Linked DNA regions of Homo sapiens: region 1 is linked to region 2. A link is a contact called in ENCODE Hi-C data. All regions are on one chromosome and are shown on one strand. Each heading gives the region's core, a stretch centred on a gene start or an enhancer-like site at or near the end of the contact. The rest is flanking DNA. Distances are from core to core; before and after follow the strand shown.

Region 1 (3,392 bases), core at 194-2,693, 460 kb after region 2:
TAAATTAAAATGTGTTAAGCAATTTATACACACCTACACACACATATAAATCGAAAAAGTGTCTCTAATTCTCTTTAAAATACTCCAGCACAAACAGTATGGTATATAGGTGTATGAGTCTTAATTTATACTCTAGGGGCAGTTGCTTAGCATTTGAAAGACTTTAACAAAAAATTGGTATTTCCAAAAAAATTGGCTATTATAAGGCTTCGGCTGCCTTTATCTTTAATAAACATCAGACGGTTTGTTAATAAGCATAGTGGATATTAGAAATTATTTTGGATGAAAATAGGTGTTCAAAATACAGTTATGCACTGCTTAACTACGTTTCAGTCAATGGACTGTGTAGAAACAATGGTGGCTCCTTAAGATTATAATGGAGCTGACAAATTCCCATCCTCCTCTAGTGACTCACAGCCGTCATAATGCTGCAGCGTAATACATTACTCATGTGTTTGTGGTGTTGCTGGTGGAAACCAACCTACTACTCTTCCATTTGTGTAAAGTGTAGCACATACAGCTATGTACAGTACATAATACCTGATAATAAAACAACTATGTTACCAGTGTATGTATTTACTATGCTATACTTTTTATTGTTATTTTAGAGTGTACTCCTTCTACTTATGAAAAAAAGAGGTTAACTGTAAAACAGCTTCAGGCAGGTCCTTCAGGAGATATTCCAGAAGAAGGCATTGTTATCATAGGAAATGACAGCTTCAAATGTGTTATTGCCCCTGAAGACCTCCCAGTGGGACAAGACGTGGAGGTGGAAGACAGTGAAACTGATGATCCTGACCCCGTGTAGGCCAAGGCTAATGTGTGTGTTCGTGTCTTAGTTTATAACAAAAAATTGAAACAGTAAAAATATAAATAATAGAAAAAAGCTTACAGAATAAGGATATAAAGAAACTATTTTTTGTATAGCTATCCAATATATTTGTGTCCTAAGTGTTATTATGAACGTGTCAAAAGTTTCTTAAAATTTATTTTTAAAGTTACAGTAAGTTAAGGTTTATTATTAAAGAAAAAATTTTAAATGAATATAGTGTAGTCTTAGTATACAGCGTTTAAAGTTTACACTTGTGTGAGTGGTCACATTCACTTACCACTCACTGATTCACCCAGGGCAACTTCCAGTCCTATAAACTCCCTTCATGGTAAATGCCCTATACAGGTGTGCCATTTTTAATCTTTTATAACCCACTGTGTTTTTACTGTACCTTTTCTGTTTAGATATGTGTAAATACACAAATACCACCATGTTACAACTGCCTATTCAGTATGGTAACACTTTGTATTGGTTTTTAGCCTAGGAGCAACAGGCTACAGCATATAGTGTAGGTGTGTAGTAGGCTATGCCATCTAGGTTTGTATAAGTACACTATGATGTTTACACAATGACAAAATTGACTAACGATACATTTCTCAGACCATATCCCTGTTGTTAAGCAATGCACGACAGTGCAGTAAGGGCTCACTTCATGTCATCAACAGGAAACTGCAACTTTCAGTGAAACAACATATAGTGAAACTGATTTTGCCACAGGCTAATTGAGATCAACAAGAGCTAAGTTCTTATGGCATATTTCTGATCACAAAAAAAATCACAAAACTTCTAAATAAAAACCAAAACATTTATAATATTAAACACTGAAATACATGTGAGCTATACATACATTTAAGTAAGGTTAATAAACACAAGGAAGATAATTATTTGCCCAGTTATTCCTGTTTCAGGGTCAAGGGTAGCTGGAGCCTGTCCCGGCAGCTGAGGCTGCAACATTGGGACCCATCCTGGACAGGATACATCCCCTAGCAGGGTGCACTCAGACCCACACCCCCACCACACACACCCCTGCCACACACACACACACACACACGCTCTCTCTCTCTCACTCAGGCTGGGACCACATGCCAGTTAACCAAACATGTACATCTCTGCGATGTAGGAGGAAATTGGGAGACCTGGAGAAAACCCATGCAGATGTGGGAGGATGTGCAAACTCCACACAGACAGGGGCCCCAGCCAGGAACAGACTTTCTCATCAAGGTGATCATGAAATGACACCGATTGAAATGACATCATTTGAGGACTTGCTGTATATGGATCAGCTGGAAATGCTGTACAGGCCACTCCGCCTTCTTATGACCAGGGTGTGAGAATTCAGCAACGCCAGCAGCCTCCATCCCTCCAGTCTTACGTTATGGAGGATTCTGTGGCCTGCGTGACTCTAAGTAAAGTTAGCTCAATGCTATGGCTACAACACTGCTGCTGCACAGGCCACAGGAGAGCCTTTCATGCAAGGTGTTTGTCTAAGCGGCTGAAAGCTGGGAGCTTGGGCCTCTCCAGCGCAGTTTACAGCACAGGCTGTGTGCCTGCTTGGTCATGCATGTTTGTCCCCGTAGCAGGATTGGTTTGAGAACTGCTCTTGCTTTCTCCTTTCACCCTTACAGAGGTTGTGGAGTAGAGATCTGTCATCACTGGAGGCTCCTGGTATCAACCATACATAACCTATTAGCTGTGAACCACTAAACTGGCTTAGGTCAGTTTACCACAAAGGCTGTGTATGCCTGAACTTCAGCAGTGATTATCTACAGATGGTGGGATTATACAATTCCAACCCCCACCCCCCAACTCCCTTTGTGCTTATCTGTTTTCTAATTCTTCCTATAATATGTATGTATTTGTACAAGGTGGGTGGGTCACTTGAGGTCAGGAGTTCAAAACCAGTCTGGCCAACATGGTGGAACCCTGTATCTACTAAAAATACAAAAAAAATTAGCGGGGTGTGGTGGCAGGTCCCTGTAATCCCAGCTACTTGGGAGCCTAAGGCAGGAGAATCTCTTGAACCCGGGAGGTGGAGGTTGCAGTGAGATGAGATCCCACCACTGTACACCAGCCTGGGCAACAGAGCAAGACTCTGTTGAGAGAGAGAGAGACAGAGAGAGAGAGAGAGAGAGAGAGACGGAGAGAGAGAGAGAGAGAGAGAGAGAGAGAGAGAGAGAGAGAGAGGTATTATTTAAATAATAAATAAATAACAAGAGACTTAAGTAAACTGCACAGACAGCACTGTCACCACCTACTGGCAAAAACAGAGAAAGACCATTGTAGGTGAACGCTGACTGCTTAACAGCAGAGAAGGCGGCTTGCAGTTAGACTTTTCAGTTTCCAGTTGTTTTTAACTTCGAAGTATAACATCTGGATTTTAGGGAGGGGAGAAGATCACTCCTCTTGAAGCATGTTACCTTGAAAGAGTTCTGATTTTCAAAAGCAAAATATAGTTCTGCTGACCATGGTTTAAGTCTGAGAGAAAATCATAGTCCCTGCTATGTATCAGTTAGATACAGTAAGTATCTAACTATGATGCCACCGCAGGCAGCAGCTTCAA
Region 2 (3,289 bases), core at 636-3,135:
TCATCAAGCCATTGATTCAGCCTCATGGGCTGGGACATTAGCCCTATCATTAACTTACCTATCTTCCCTGAGTAGAATTTTTTAAAGTTTTGTGAAAAATAATGATTTTTAAAAATAAAATCATATTTAATTTTTAAATATCACTGTTATAATTACGTAGAATCATTCAAATTGCCAGAGAACCTCTGCAAAATCACACATCAGAGCCACCAATACTAATGACCATGTGCTTCCCTGAAGAAACTGGATGATGTCTATAATCTAATGAAATAAAAGGGACAAGCTGGAAAATCTGCCTCTGCCAATTACTTACCAGTTTCATGGTTATATAAAGGGCTCAATCAGACCTACAATCAAGTCTTTTGTAAATGCCAAATTCACTGGTGGGTGAGGATGAGAGCAAATGTTTTAATTCAGGCTTTTTACAACCATTAGTAATGAACTATGATTGAAATAAGTTCCATTGTTACAGTAACTCAAAATCATGCAAAAATAATAATTTTAGTTCTTTTATGAGAGGAAGGCAGAATATATTAGCATTTAATCTGCCTGAAAATAACAGTGACTCACCAGAACTATCTAGATAGCAGTCAGTCATTCAGTCAACAACATTTAAGGCCTACTGCATGAAGCCTTGTTAGCAAGAGGTAAAACTGGTTGGTGGTGGGGGTTCAGCTACATTGGAATATTATAAATTCCTCCATCTTTTTTTTTTTTTTTTTTTACTCTTTTGGTGATGGTTGCTTTTTTTTTTTTTTTTTCCCCAGGAAGCACCAACTAATAAGCTTCTCTATGCCAAGGATATCCCAACCTACAAAGAAGAAGTAAAATCTTATTACAAAGCAATCAGGGATTTGCCTCCATTGTCATCCTCAGAAATGGAAGAATTTTTAACTCAGGAATCTAAGGTATCATTAGAAAGCAGAAATAAGCTTATATTTGGTTACTTTACGTCATTTCAGAATCTCTCAACAAGTCTTTCTTTTAGAAACATGAAAATGAATTTAATGAAGAAGTGGCCTTGACAGAAATTTACAAATACATCGTAAAATATTTTGATGAGGTAAGATTTTAAATAACATTGTTTTTAACCTTTGAATCAGGCACAAGGATGTGGTTATAGCATTCTGTCAGTTTCAGAACAGCTCTGGCATCCCAAAAGGCCAGAAAGGGAAGCCAGGAAGCCTGTCTGAGATGGGGGATCCTGGCACTGAGCCAGACCCTGTACATGGCTGCCCCCCTTACAGTTTTATCATGCTGCCCACATTTGGACCAGCCTGAATTTACATTTGAGTTCATGGGGCCTACAGCCACCCTGACTCAAGTTAACTTTGATGAGTAAGTAGTGGCCCTATTAAATGGGGTCAGCTTATGCTTGATTGTAATTTGCTAAAAATGAAAGCTAAGCTTGTTAAATTGCCTAGATTCTGTATTCAATCGTTATATGAAATTATGACATATTTCTAACTTAAGCGACTATTTCAATAAACCATTCTCCTTTATGATTAATTCTCCTTAATCTGGGTTTTTTTCTTTGGAAATTCAAACAGACACATTCATCAGATGCTTTGTTTCCAAACAAATGTTAACTCCCCCTTCCCTGATTCCCCCCCAATCATGCTGGGACAGGCTATCCATGTCAATGGTGAGAATAGCTCACCAATTCCATTTGCTACTTGAAGATGAAGTGAAGCTCTAAGGTAGGGTAGAGGCAATGAGTTCTTAAACATGATAAGCATCCCTCGTTCCAGGGGTCAGGGGAGAGAAGGGAAGCACGAGGAGGGACTACACTGCCCAGATGGGAGGGAAGGGAAGGATCTGTCTCTGACCAGGATGTCCCTGCCTGCTGCATTTAAGGAGAAATACTTGCCTGCATGTTGGCTGCCCAGGAATGCTTGCTGTGCTTGGAATGGCTGTGACATAATGCATAAAGCAGGGCCTAGGAAGCCTGGCCCCATATTTGTAAGCAAATAGTTGGTATTTCTTGCGAGCTTCTATTTTAAGCCAAGGTATTGTTGATCCTGTGATAAGGACTTAGCAAAACAACTTGCAAAGTGAGTATGTAAATGATGGAAGAAAATGTTGGCATCTGTTTCATACAGATTTTACCACTCACAGCATCAGGTATGCAAAAAACAGAATTGTAACGCTAAAACCACAATATCTAAAATAACTGTTCTAATTGTCAACAGATTCTAAATAAACTAGAAAGAGAACGAGGGCTGGAAGAAGCTCAGAAACAACTCTTGCATGTAAAAGTCTTATTTGATGAAAAGAAGAAATGCAAGTGGATGTAAGCACTCTGGGGCCTGGCTTAATCTGGCAAAGTTCTTCAGACGACTTGGGAGCAAAATGGCTGCTTGAGCTACTCTGTGTCGTTAATTTGTTGTTTGCACATAGGTTCCACTTTGGGCACTGTCTTTTTAAGAGACCAAGGCACATGCACAGCTTTTAGAAAGCATACCAACCCTTGTGCCTGTGTGTATACCGTGGGAACCCTTCTGTAAATAGAGTTGAAGTGGTTGTTGCAAACAGCCTCCTTGTTTACAGAGAATACAAGGCCAGTAAGCGAATGTCAGTATTGTAACTACAGTCTCCACTTAAGCACAATGATATAAGTGGTTTTGTTTGAAAACTACAGCTATGTAGCACTTGTGCTACACTGCACCTCTGCATTGTAAAGGGATACTGCCAGTGCTCAAAACAAAATGTGAAATGAGTCATTTGGAAACAAGGTGGGGGTGTTAGGGCAACCTCGAGGATTTGCAGCATTGAAACTTTCCCCAGTAGTTCTTGGAAAAGCTGACCGCAGAATTTGGTAGTGTACACTTAGCATTTGTGAGTGTGTGTGTGTGTTTAAACCAAAAACTAACAGTGTTGCAACATTGTTGAAAGGGCTCGTGTTTTTCAGTGGTCATCAACTGCACTCCATCAAACTCACCTCCATTTCACCAAGGAGCTCTAAAGTAAGGAGAGTGGGCTTTATTTAAATGAACAGCATTTTAACCAGATACTTTGTCCTAATGTATGTTCCTTTTCTTCATCTGTTTTTTCATACTAAATGTATTTGATAGTGGACATGTTGGATATTATACAAAAAAATCATTAATTCATTTCTGTTCCAAAACCTTTGATCAGAACGATCTGTGGAAGAGTAACTCCATTTCTATATGAGTGAGTGTCTCCTTGCTTTAGATTTCTGGTGAACCCTGTGGTTATGAATACTTGTGTGTGATTTAAAAAAAAAAAGATACATTTTACATTTTATCGAATTGCTGTTCACACTGGA

The links. A loop is a pair of places that touch in the nucleus more often than their neighbours do. Pooled maps may share reads with other maps.
Region 1: a loop to region 2 is called in a map with no recorded cell type, with 9 times the contacts of the local background. The contact joins two enhancer-like sites. A Hi-C loop is called at or near these places in 2 of 37 single-sample maps with no recorded cell type and 3 of 50 pooled maps.

The regions. Positions count from the first base shown.
Region 1 is chr12:94,761,313-94,764,704 of GRCh38, forward strand. No RefSeq gene overlaps it. Among named protein-coding and RNA genes, the nearest start is that of MIR492, 71 kb to the right of the region's middle. RefSeq lists a silencer at 1,207-1,256 and an enhancer at 1,577-1,636. Within about 2 kb of position 1,444, at least 7 of the 41 ENCODE cell types and tissues checked have a DNase peak (open chromatin) inside an H3K27ac peak, as active enhancers do.
Region 2 is chr12:94,302,989-94,306,277 of GRCh38, forward strand. PLXNC1 (plexin C1) reads left to right here. Exons shown (of 31, transcript NM_005761.3): 29 at 768-908; 30 at 989-1,063; 31 at 2,193-3,289. The coding sequence ends at 2,297. It also overlaps a transcript of CEP83 not described here. Among named protein-coding and RNA genes, the nearest start is that of PLXNC1-AS1, 130 kb to the left of the region's middle. RefSeq lists an enhancer at 1,346-2,225 and a silencer at 2,840-2,939. Within about 2 kb of position 1,886, at least 3 of the 41 ENCODE cell types and tissues checked have a DNase peak (open chromatin) inside an H3K27ac peak, as active enhancers do.